Linked DNA regions of Homo sapiens: regions 1, 3 and 4 are each linked to region 2. Evidence: chromatin loops called from intact Hi-C (ENCODE). Cell type or tissue: ascending aorta. All regions are shown on one strand. Region 1 overlaps SGMS1 (sphingomyelin synthase 1). Region 2 overlaps SGMS1 (sphingomyelin synthase 1). Region 3 overlaps SGMS1 (sphingomyelin synthase 1). Region 4 overlaps SGMS1 (sphingomyelin synthase 1).

Region 1 (2,500 bases), 110 kb after region 2:
GTAGAGAGCCACCAAAAATGCACAACATATAACAGACTCCAACAGCAAACAGGCAATTATTTGCCTAGACGTCTGATACAGTGCCAGGTTAGCTCACTGCACTTGAAATTTTAACGGCACAAAAGAACCGCAATTATCTTTTTTCCCAGAGACACATTTCTTTGATTACATCTTGCATGCTGAAATAAAAAATTTATTCAAACAGTTTCAAGGTTATTCTTTGGAATGGAGTATTTGACTGATTGCCAAATGTATAAATTATATGACTAAGTATTAAACATGTGTGTTTACTTTGTTCCAGAGGTCACCTATTTAAATCAAGGACTTAAAAAGTCCTCGATTGATCAACTCCACAAAAAAGAAGAAAGATTATTTATCCCTATAAATCTACACATACACCCATCAGTAAAAAGACCAAGACAGACTCCAAAAAAATGACTAAAAAGATCATACAAGAAATATAAATATAACACAATACACAATGCTGTCAGTAAACTCACCGATAAGCCTCCATCTTCAGATAGATCATGTGCCTTTAGAAAATGTGAGCAATGTAAACAAACAGATTTGACTGGCATTGTTTAAAACCACCAGTTAGTCACATTTGATTTTTATCAGGCCTATAACGGTACAAAACATTTCACTTCTGTTACTACAAAGCTGGAAGCTAATTTCAATTTCCTACATCTCCACAAAAAAGCACCTACAGACATGTCACTGCAAGATGCCCAGGCACCACAAAACCCCGGACCACTGCATGGAGTCAGTGGGGAGCATACTGCTCTATATTCTCCATTGGGCCTCCCCTACCACCCAGATTTGGGAAAAAATACAAATTAAAATCAAGGGAGCTTGCTGTGCAAACACAGCCTGTAGCTCAGAACCTCAGCCCCACTTCCAAACAGAATGTCATCCATAAACAGAAATTCCAGAGCTGCCACAGTGAGACAGGCTCACAGAGAAGCATACCACTGAAATAAATCATATCTGCATATCCAGTGAGCATTTAACCAGCTCAGAGTGAACTAAGGAACCAAACACTACTGCCAGATTTTCCCTCCTAAGGTACTGACAAGTAAGAGCTATCAGAGCAAAAGATATGAAAACACCGGCTGTTTTCCAACAACCCTGACAGGACTTGCTCAAGGTTGCTGCCAAGTTTGCTGGTGAGACTGCTCTGAAGTATTGTGAAACCACACTCTTGACCTCAGGCAGTACTAATACCTTCAACTAAACACTGTTCAAAGTGGTGGGTGTGTTTATAACTGTAAAGGCAGAATTTCCTTGACCACACAGTGATAAGGCACCCTCTAATAAAACTGATCACAAGAAGGCACATATTTTTATTTTCCTTTTTATTTATACAAATGTATGGGGTACATCTGCAATTTTGTTACATGCATAGATTGCATAGTGGTCAGGTCAGGGCTTTTAGGGTATCCATCCCTCAAATAATATACATCATACTCATTAACCAATTTCTCCTCATCCTCCCCACTTCAACCCCTTCACCCTTCTGAGTCTCCATTATCTATTGTTCCACTCTCTACATTCATGACAAGGAACATATTTTAAGAGACACCTTATTTTCTTTTAAAAAGAGTCTCTTGAAAGATGTTTGTCTTGAACAAATATTTGTACACCTGTGTTCACAGCAGCACTAACCACAACAGCAAAAGATAGAAGTAACCCAAGTGTCCAATGACAGATGAATGGATAAACAAAATGTGGTATATCCATACCATGGAATATTAAAAAGGAAGGAAATTCTGACACATGCTACAATATGCGTGAACTCTGAAAACATTATGCTAAGTAAATCAAGCCAAATACTAAATAGTTCCACTTATATGAGGTACATAGTCAAATTCGCATATACAGAAAGTAGAACAGTGGTTTTCCAGGGGCTAGGGGTAAGAAACAATGGGAATGATTGTTTCATGGGCATAGAGTTTCAGCTTGGGATGAGGAAGTCATTCTGGAGATGGATGGTGGAGATGGTTGCACAACAATTTGAAGGTACTTAATGCCACTGAACTGTATACTTAAAAATTGTTAAAATGGTACATTTTGTGTATGTGTATTTTACTATAATCAAAAAAGATGTTTGTACTTGTTTAAAGTATAGATTTGGAATAGTAGAAATATTTTAAAACTATAAAAATACAACATATATTTCTATGCATATTTAAGAATCTACCAAAGTTGTCTTCAGCTTCCACACTTGGCGAAAATCTGACCTTCAGTCTCAGTCTGGAAAGCTAAAGAGCAGGATGCATTCTTCAAATGTCACTTCTGGCATCCTTGAACTGATGTATGATCAATGATTGCATCACCGTGTAAGTAAACATCACAACAGCATGACGTCAGTGATATGAACAAGGCATTATATTTGAATATCTGCTGTTAGTATCCAAAGACTCATTTTCAAATGTCGGTGAACATTCCAGATGTATCCTAGAATCTCCTGCATCCATCAGCAAACTATATGACACTCAAG
Region 2 (2,500 bases):
CTTGCTTCTCTGCAAAACCACCAACCACCTTTCCTAAATTTGAGTAGATGAGGCACATGCTGTGCAGGAAAAGGGCCTACAAAACATTTGAAAAGTGTGTTTTTGTATTCTGGTATAAATAATTCTTTAATGGCTCTAAATGTCTTTCTGCCTTTATTGTCAAGCTGGCAGTAGTACCTAGCACGCTGTCTTGCATAAACTTCAAAAAAAGTACTCTGCTGGTCAATGGCTGTTCTTTATCCTCCAGCCAAATGCCTAAGGGACTGTATGAACCTATTCACATCAGTGAACATCAACATACAGCTTCCTTACCAGACAGAATCACACTGTGTACTCTACCACCACTCCACACTATGCCCATCACCAAACACTACCCAGAAAAGCAACGAGGCACACAGCACTAGTAAATGCCCCATTTGTCCTGTTCCTCAACAAAACACAAGCCAGCCCACTTAATAATGTCCAGAAGCTGTTATATATTCCAAGTAGGAACAGACATGGCCAGAGCTGCCTAATGGCTCCCAGATCCCAGTTTAAAGACAACCCTAGGCCTTCCTATATCACATTCCAGGTGATCCCATGGCTTTGGGAGAATAAAAACAGCTCCTCTCTACCAGTACCTAGGCCTGGCTACCATCTCAAATTCATTATGAGCTGTGTGATCTTAGGCAAACTGCTTAGCCTCTCTAATCCTGGATGTCCTCATCCGCAAAATGGTGCCAGTAATGTCACCCATCTATATAGCTCACAGAGCTACAGTAAGGATAAAGCTTTTGGCATCCAAGTAGTCCTCCATGCATGTCAACTAATGTCACTACCAACATCTTTAGACACAAACCCACAGCAGCCTCCTGTTTGGTCTCCCTAATTCCACTCTAGCTTCCACCCACTGGTAAAAGTGATCTTAAAAGGGGGATATGGTAAAGTCATCCTCCACCCTTCTTCCAACACTGAAATGTAGAGACAGCTCTACTGTCATTAGAATGAAGTCCAGAAGGCTCGATGCAAACCTCTCCAAGTGTCAACGATTAACGATGAGAACTCTGCCTCCACCCACACCTCTCTTCCCCACAATAGGGTAGCCTTGACAGATGATCCTAATTCTCCTTTGATGACATTTTCAAACTTACAAAGTTGTCTAATAAGGATCATTATGCACTTCAGTGTGAGCTCCATTCACCACTATACTGCTCACATAGCTATCAACTAACAAGAAATGTTGAGGACTCATCTTTTCAAGAATTACAATCTATACAACCCATAATAGTGTTAAAGCTGGAAGACATGACAAACAAGCTTCAGTGTTCTATCATATTAAACTTGTCCATATGGAGCTGAACAGAACCAGTGAGATTATGCAAGAGAAGCCAAAAGGTAAGTGAGTATTAAATACCAGATCCTGGCCGGGCGCGGTGGCTCACGCCTATAATCCCAGCACTTTGGGAGGCCGAGGCAGATGGATCGCCTGAGTTCAGGAGTTTAAGACCAGCCTGGCCAACATAGTGAAACCCTGTCTCTACTAAAAATACAAAAAATTAGCCGGACGTGGTGGTGCATGCCTGTAATCCCAGCTACTCAGAAGGCTGAGGCAGGAGAATCATTTGAACCTGGGAGGCGGAGGTTGCAGTGAGCCAAGATCGCACCATTGCACTCCAGCCTGGGCAACAACAGCAAAACTCATCTAAAAAAAAAAAAATTCCAGATCCTTCAGTTGACAGGTCAGACCAGATGATTCATCCACCTACCATCTAACACTGTGCCTAACTGAAATGCATGACTTTCAGTTAGAGGTTTCACTTTGGACATATCTGTTTACCTATTTGAATGTGAGCCCTAAGTTATTTTTATATTTTGCTTTTCCTCTCAGGCTGAGAAAGCTGCTGCTAAAAACTCTCAGAGTAAAAGTATGCTGATATCACACTCCAGGGAATTTGGTTTCTAAGAAAAGCCCACTCATTTTTAAAAGACAAGATGAAGAGAACACAGACTTCAAGCAAGTTGGGAGTTAGGGAAATATAACTCAAGGTCTCAATGACTTGCCCACCACCCCTGCTTTTTCAGCAATGCTGTTTGGGGGAGGGGATCATGGTAACTTAACATGGGAAAGATGTGATCGGATAAAATCTCTTTTATCATTCAGAGGGAAGAGGAATTCACAACCAATCACTTCAATCCTTATTTTCTTTTTAAAGCATTATTTTTATTGTGGTAAAATATACATAACATAATTTATCACCTTAATCATTTTTAAGTATATAGTTTTATGGCTTTAAGTACATTCACATTGTTGTGTAACCATCACCACCATCCATTTCCAGAGTGTTTTCAACATCCCAAAGAGAAATTCTGTACCTATTAAACAGTAACTCCCCTCTCAGCCCCTGGAAACCACCATTCTACTTTCTGTCTTTATGAATACACTAGGTACCTCATATATGTAGAAGCATATAGTATTTTTCCTTTTGTGACTAGCTGATTTCACTTACTATAATGTCCTCAA
Region 3 (2,500 bases), 170 kb before region 2:
TCTTTCTATTCCACCTGGCAAATATTCTGTTAACAAGCTAAAATTGAATCTAATTAAGTCTGCAGAGCCAACTTTCTATTCAGAGGAAACATAGAGCGACACAAGTCACTTGACACCACAAAGAAACAAATGGATAAATCCAGAAAGTGGGATATTCTGTAGGACTATTAATCTAATGTCTACAGGCTACTGGTAGAGGGGTGAAAGGAAGAAAGGACTGCTTTAGAATTATAGACTTAAAAGACAGAACAAGTAAATGTAATATAAAGATTTTGGACCCTAATTTATACAAACCAACTGTAAAAAAAGGAAAAGCATTTTAAGACAATCAGGATATCGCATCAACTTGTAATTGCTGATATCACAGAATTACTATTAATTTTGTTGAACACCAATAGCATTATGGTTTTGTACTAAAATGTTCACAGTTTTTAGATGCGTACTAAAGTATGTGGAGGTGAAATGACGTTACCTGGGAGTTGTTTTAAATACTTCAAAAAGAAAAAAGAAAGGAAACAAATGTTGCAAATCTTGATAATTATTGAATCTGAGTGTTGGGTTTATGGGAGTTCCTTATAGCAGTTGGGATACATGTGAAAGTTTTCAGAATAAAAAAGTGTATTCTAAATCCTTTCTTCCAAGAGTCTTATTCTACAAAATTAGATTTTGTAGTAATTAGATTTAATGAGTTTTAACTAGTATTTTTTTCTAAGGTGTGCTAATATTTCACCTCCTACTGTTTAAGATTCTAGTTTCCAGAAGATCCTCATAGAATGAGGGCCCTAGTTGGGATTTCTGGCAACACAATAAATGAGCAACACGTTTGAGTTTGGCTTTTGTGAACAGTTCCTGCTGCTACTTCTGTGTTTACGAAGAAAACCCACAAGCTATTCTTAGGCAAAGAATTTTGGTTAGATATGTTGATGACTCAAGCTGACTATGTAAGAACCAATGGCTCACCAAGTATGGGCTTGCCAGCAACTGGCGGAGCTACAGTAGTCCTCAAGAAGAAACAAGTTTAGAACCAGAGTAGGGAGAAAGGCTACATGGTACGGCCCCTCAATACTGGATCCATCTTCAACATGTGCTTGGCCAGAACCTACATCTACCTACCCCTTGGTAGCAAAATTTCCCAATGCACAGACTTTTTTAAGGAGCTGAATTAAACTTAGGTGAATATCCTAAACTGTCAGTTTACTGCTGAGAACATGCTGCTTATCAAGCCAGGCTCCCAGCAAGAGTCCATATCCTTGGATTTTCAATGACAACAAGATATTCCCTATAACCCAGGAGCTACAGGTGAGTGCTTGAGAGCTTTTACAGACAATAAAAACGATGTGAAGCTGGCTTCTTTGGAAGGGCGAAAGAAACTGCAAGAAGGAGAGTGCAGGGAGGCAGGATGGCTGATAGAGAAGAGTGGAATGTTGAGAACATTGCTTTTGTATGACAGCTCTTCCAGAGGTAAGGAAGTAGTGTGTAGCAAAAAATAAAAAAAATTAAAAAAATTAAAAAATTAAAAAAAGCAAAAAGTTAAGTAAGAAATGAGCTATCTCTGTAGGCACATATGTAAGTTTAGCAAAGAAAAGAGCCACAGGAGACATACAAATTAAAGAGATCCAAAATTTCATATGATCAAATTAAAAATCCAGAGTGAATTTTTCAGCTCTCTTTCCAAAGATTCTATCAAAGAGAACATCTCTTCTGGAGGAACAAAAGTACAAAGCAATGAGACTGAAAGTGTTTGGCTGTTTCACCCACACAGGTATAATGCAAAGAAATGATCTCAAATACATCAGAGTATACTATATTTTCTCCCACCAAAAATCAAGGAGAGAAATTAGCCTCTTTTAAAAATTCATTAAAGAGCTTTAATGTACATAAATATTTTAACAATAAAATCTGCTAATTATTTCACAGAGTTCCAACGATCACCCTAGTTAAAAATTCTTCCAAGGTAAAGGTTAGGAGGTGAAGAGTGTCATTTGAATCTGATGGAAAGGTAGAGACAATAAGAGAGGAATAAAGTTTATTTTTAAAAAGACTTCTTTGTTACTAGAGAAAATCAATAAGGCAATATATTACCCCAGAGAACAGTGATCTTATTTGGCTTGGTTGAGGACTGCAAGGAAATAGGAATACTTTCTCTTCCTGGCTCTGCTGTAGGGATTAATAGAAAGAAGGAAAATGGAAAAAATGTCACTTGAAATCGAGCTCTCCCTCCGAGGGAGAGGAAGCATATAAAAGCTTCTGGATGCGTGTCAAAGAAATGAATGATATTTTAACAATTTGGCAGGAAACCAAAGAACTACACAAAGCTTAACTGCTTCCAACACACATTTCCCCAGTTGGGAGGCACTGGCAGGGCTTAGAGATTCTGGGAAGGGTGGGGCTGCCTGGCCATATCATTTAGTAACATTCTCAGATAGAGGAGTGACTCCACTGTATTCTGAAGAAACGTTTTCCTGCAACCTCACTCAAAGGACCCCAGGGCAAGACAAGA
Region 4 (2,500 bases), 66 kb before region 2:
AATTAGCAATGTTAACTTTTATAGTTTCATAAAAGGTACTTTAATAAAAAGGCATTAATCATTAAATATCTAATCCACATATCATCTGCTCCTGAATCTCATCCCTGATCTAGCCCACTCCTCTTGCCACCCAGGTAATTTCTCTTTCTCTTCTGTTTTCTGAGTATTTTATATGTCTTTTATAATACCTACCACATTCAGTTTGAAATTATAGTTTTCTCTTTTCAGGTTTGATTATCAATTCCTAAAGTGCAATAAGTCTGTCTTATTTGTACTGAAATGTATCGTCAAAAGCAACGAGTCCCAAGTATCTAGTAAACATATTTTTGTTTATATCAACAAACATGAGTTTGTTGATATGAACATAATGCAACGCTATAAAATTTGCGCATCTAAAGACTATACACATAGCATCTCTCTAATGAAGAAATCTTCTATACAAGGGATGTTTGGAAACCACATAAGGCCCATTCTGTTAAGAGAGATGATAATATAAGTCAGAATGTTATATCTATAATAAAATTTCTGTATTAAATTATTATTTCCATGTTTGCTTTCAAAGTACAAAGACACACTTATTTAAATTAAGCCAAAGGTAATTATTTCATAATCCAAAGGCAAGTCTCTCAGATTTTAACCACGAGCTTCCTCTTGAAATGAACACAGATTACTTTTGCAGTAATCCAAGTCCATCCCTGACTCAGCGGGAACTATAAATACCTTTTGTTTTAAGAGGAAATCGGGGAAATGAATGTTTTACAATTATGTAAGTCTGATTCAAAGAACTGACACAAGCAAATGTTTTGAAATATCCAAGGCATTTTTGTAAGGTTCAATAAAAAATGTGTTTTGAGAACTAGGTGGGTGAGATTTAAAGTAAAAACAACAAACACAATCTTAGCTGTTACTTAGCAATTTCAGGGTTCGATTGCTTCCTTCTAAAGGGCAAGTTAGAAAACTGAAGAAGTTGCTTCTAGAAGAAACATTGAGATGTCTGATCTGGTTTCGTTTTTTTCCTCCATTTCACTCCCTAAGATTTTAATCAAGCCAAGATGAACCTTAAACTGCCCAGGTTTTGTTTTGTTTTTACTCTCTCCCTAGAGGCAATTGGGTTTCCATTAAAACTTAATTTTGAATCAAAAGCAAAGCTGCATGGAATGCTTAGTTGGGAGGAATCCTGACTACTTGTCTCTGTAGCACCACTACCTGAAGGAATTTAAGATTTGAAGGAATATGGGGAAGGGAGAGAAGGAAGTTCAATAGGCAGTGAGCAGAATGACTGATCGCCAATACTAGCACTTGGAGATCAGTTTAACAGCCAGAATAGGCAAGCGATGCCAGGGGTCAGTTATGAAGCTGAGTCAACAACTCAAGAAACTGTTCTAAATTCTAAATTGGTTTTGGCATCTATTTTCAATTCCAGAAACAATATGAGCATGACAACTTGAGTTACAGCAAGCACTGACTCAAAACCAAACCTTGTTTTTATTCATCAAATGAAACTCTTACCACCACGGCTGAGGCAGATAATTAAAGAATTGTGGCTTAGAAATGTCTTCACAACAGGAAACCTACAATTAGTGGTGTATTAGAGCCAACTTATACCAGGCCACTAGAACCAATTGTTAAATTCTCAAAATTTTTAGCAAGCTGGTTGTTAAACACAGTCATTATTAAAAGTTAAATTATATAAACAAAATTAAAATAAATCATACTAAAAACAAAGGTAATAAATACTCAAATCTCATCACTTCCTATTATTTTACTGTTAAGCATGCTCTTGAGGTGATTTGTAACTACTGTATCTGGTTGGTAGAAACTATATAATGCTGTGCTACTACATAAGACTTCCCAGCCTCGCTTTCAGTGACTTTTGCTGGTAGTTTAAAATGAGCCAGCCACAGCAGTGGTACTTACACAATGGAAACCTGCAAACATGACAACCCCTCCTTCTGACATTGCCAGCTTGTTAACATCTACCTGCAGATACTACCTATAATGTTAATCACCACAGCTTGGCAATAGGTAAGGAACTTGAGCTGGCCAATCTTTTGAGATAGAATAAAGGCCTATAGATTATAAATCATGACACAAATATAAGGAAGAAAAGTAAATATGATTTATTGTGCCAGTAACTATACTGTGCCAGTCATAGCACAAAGTACTTTCCACAAACTTTAATTTTATGAGAGATAGTATCAAATCCAATATACAGATGAGTTGACTAAGGTTCTGAGAGGTTGAGTAACTACTAAAAAGCACAAGAGCAAGAGTGAGGCCTAGGATTGTCTGACTCAAAAATATATGATCTTTCCACTAAGCTACCCCACTTACTAACATTATTGTTATCACAGTGAAACCAAAATCAACCATATGTAACTGTCAGATAATTAGCAAACATTAATAGCCTCTGATGTACATAAAAGTAGCATACATGAAGAGGGATATGGAGAAGATGTAGACAAAGAACTCAATTTTAATCATATTCACCAAATTTGTT

The links. A loop is a pair of places that touch in the nucleus more often than their neighbours do. Peaks named below come from ENCODE experiments on the same cell type or tissue, not always from the same donor. Only the 100,000 strongest peaks of a DNase experiment are listed, where the experiment ranks them.
Region 1: a loop joins it to region 2, with 2.6 times the contacts of the local background. A loop is called at or near these places in 2 of 110 quality-filtered maps.
Region 3: a loop joins it to region 2, with 1.8 times the contacts of the local background. A loop is called at or near these places in 3 of 110 quality-filtered maps.
Region 4: a loop joins it to region 2, with 2.2 times the contacts of the local background. A loop is called at or near these places in 8 of 110 quality-filtered maps.

Annotation. Positions count from the first base shown.
Region 1 is chr10:50,604,399-50,606,898 of GRCh38, forward strand. The region is part of intron 1 of SGMS1 (sphingomyelin synthase 1); the gene reads right to left. Among named protein-coding and RNA genes, the nearest start is that of SGMS1, 18 kb to the right of the region's middle. In ascending aorta, no CTCF peak of the experiment used is centred here; a DNase peak (open chromatin) is centred at 1,133; H3K27ac peaks cover 1,241 bases.
Region 2 is chr10:50,496,110-50,498,609 of GRCh38, forward strand. All of the region lies in intron 3 of SGMS1 (sphingomyelin synthase 1), which reads right to left. Among named protein-coding and RNA genes, the nearest start is that of SGMS1, 130 kb to the right of the region's middle. In ascending aorta, no CTCF peak of the experiment used is centred here; a DNase peak (open chromatin) is centred at 1,541; H3K4me3 peaks cover 837 bases; H3K27ac peaks cover 1,628 bases.
Region 3 is chr10:50,324,666-50,327,165 of GRCh38, forward strand. The region is part of intron 8 of SGMS1 (sphingomyelin synthase 1); the gene reads right to left. Among named protein-coding and RNA genes, the nearest start is that of ASAH2, 74 kb to the left of the region's middle. In ascending aorta, no CTCF peak of the experiment used is centred here; DNase peaks (open chromatin) are centred at 976 and 2,386; H3K4me3 peaks cover 886 bases; H3K27ac peaks cover 2,500 bases.
Region 4 is chr10:50,430,569-50,433,068 of GRCh38, forward strand. All of the region lies in intron 6 of SGMS1 (sphingomyelin synthase 1), which reads right to left. Among named protein-coding and RNA genes, the nearest start is that of ASAH2, 180 kb to the left of the region's middle. RefSeq lists an enhancer at 1,279-1,498. In ascending aorta, no CTCF peak of the experiment used is centred here; a DNase peak (open chromatin) is centred at 1,323; H3K4me3 peaks cover 816 bases; H3K27ac peaks cover 2,145 bases.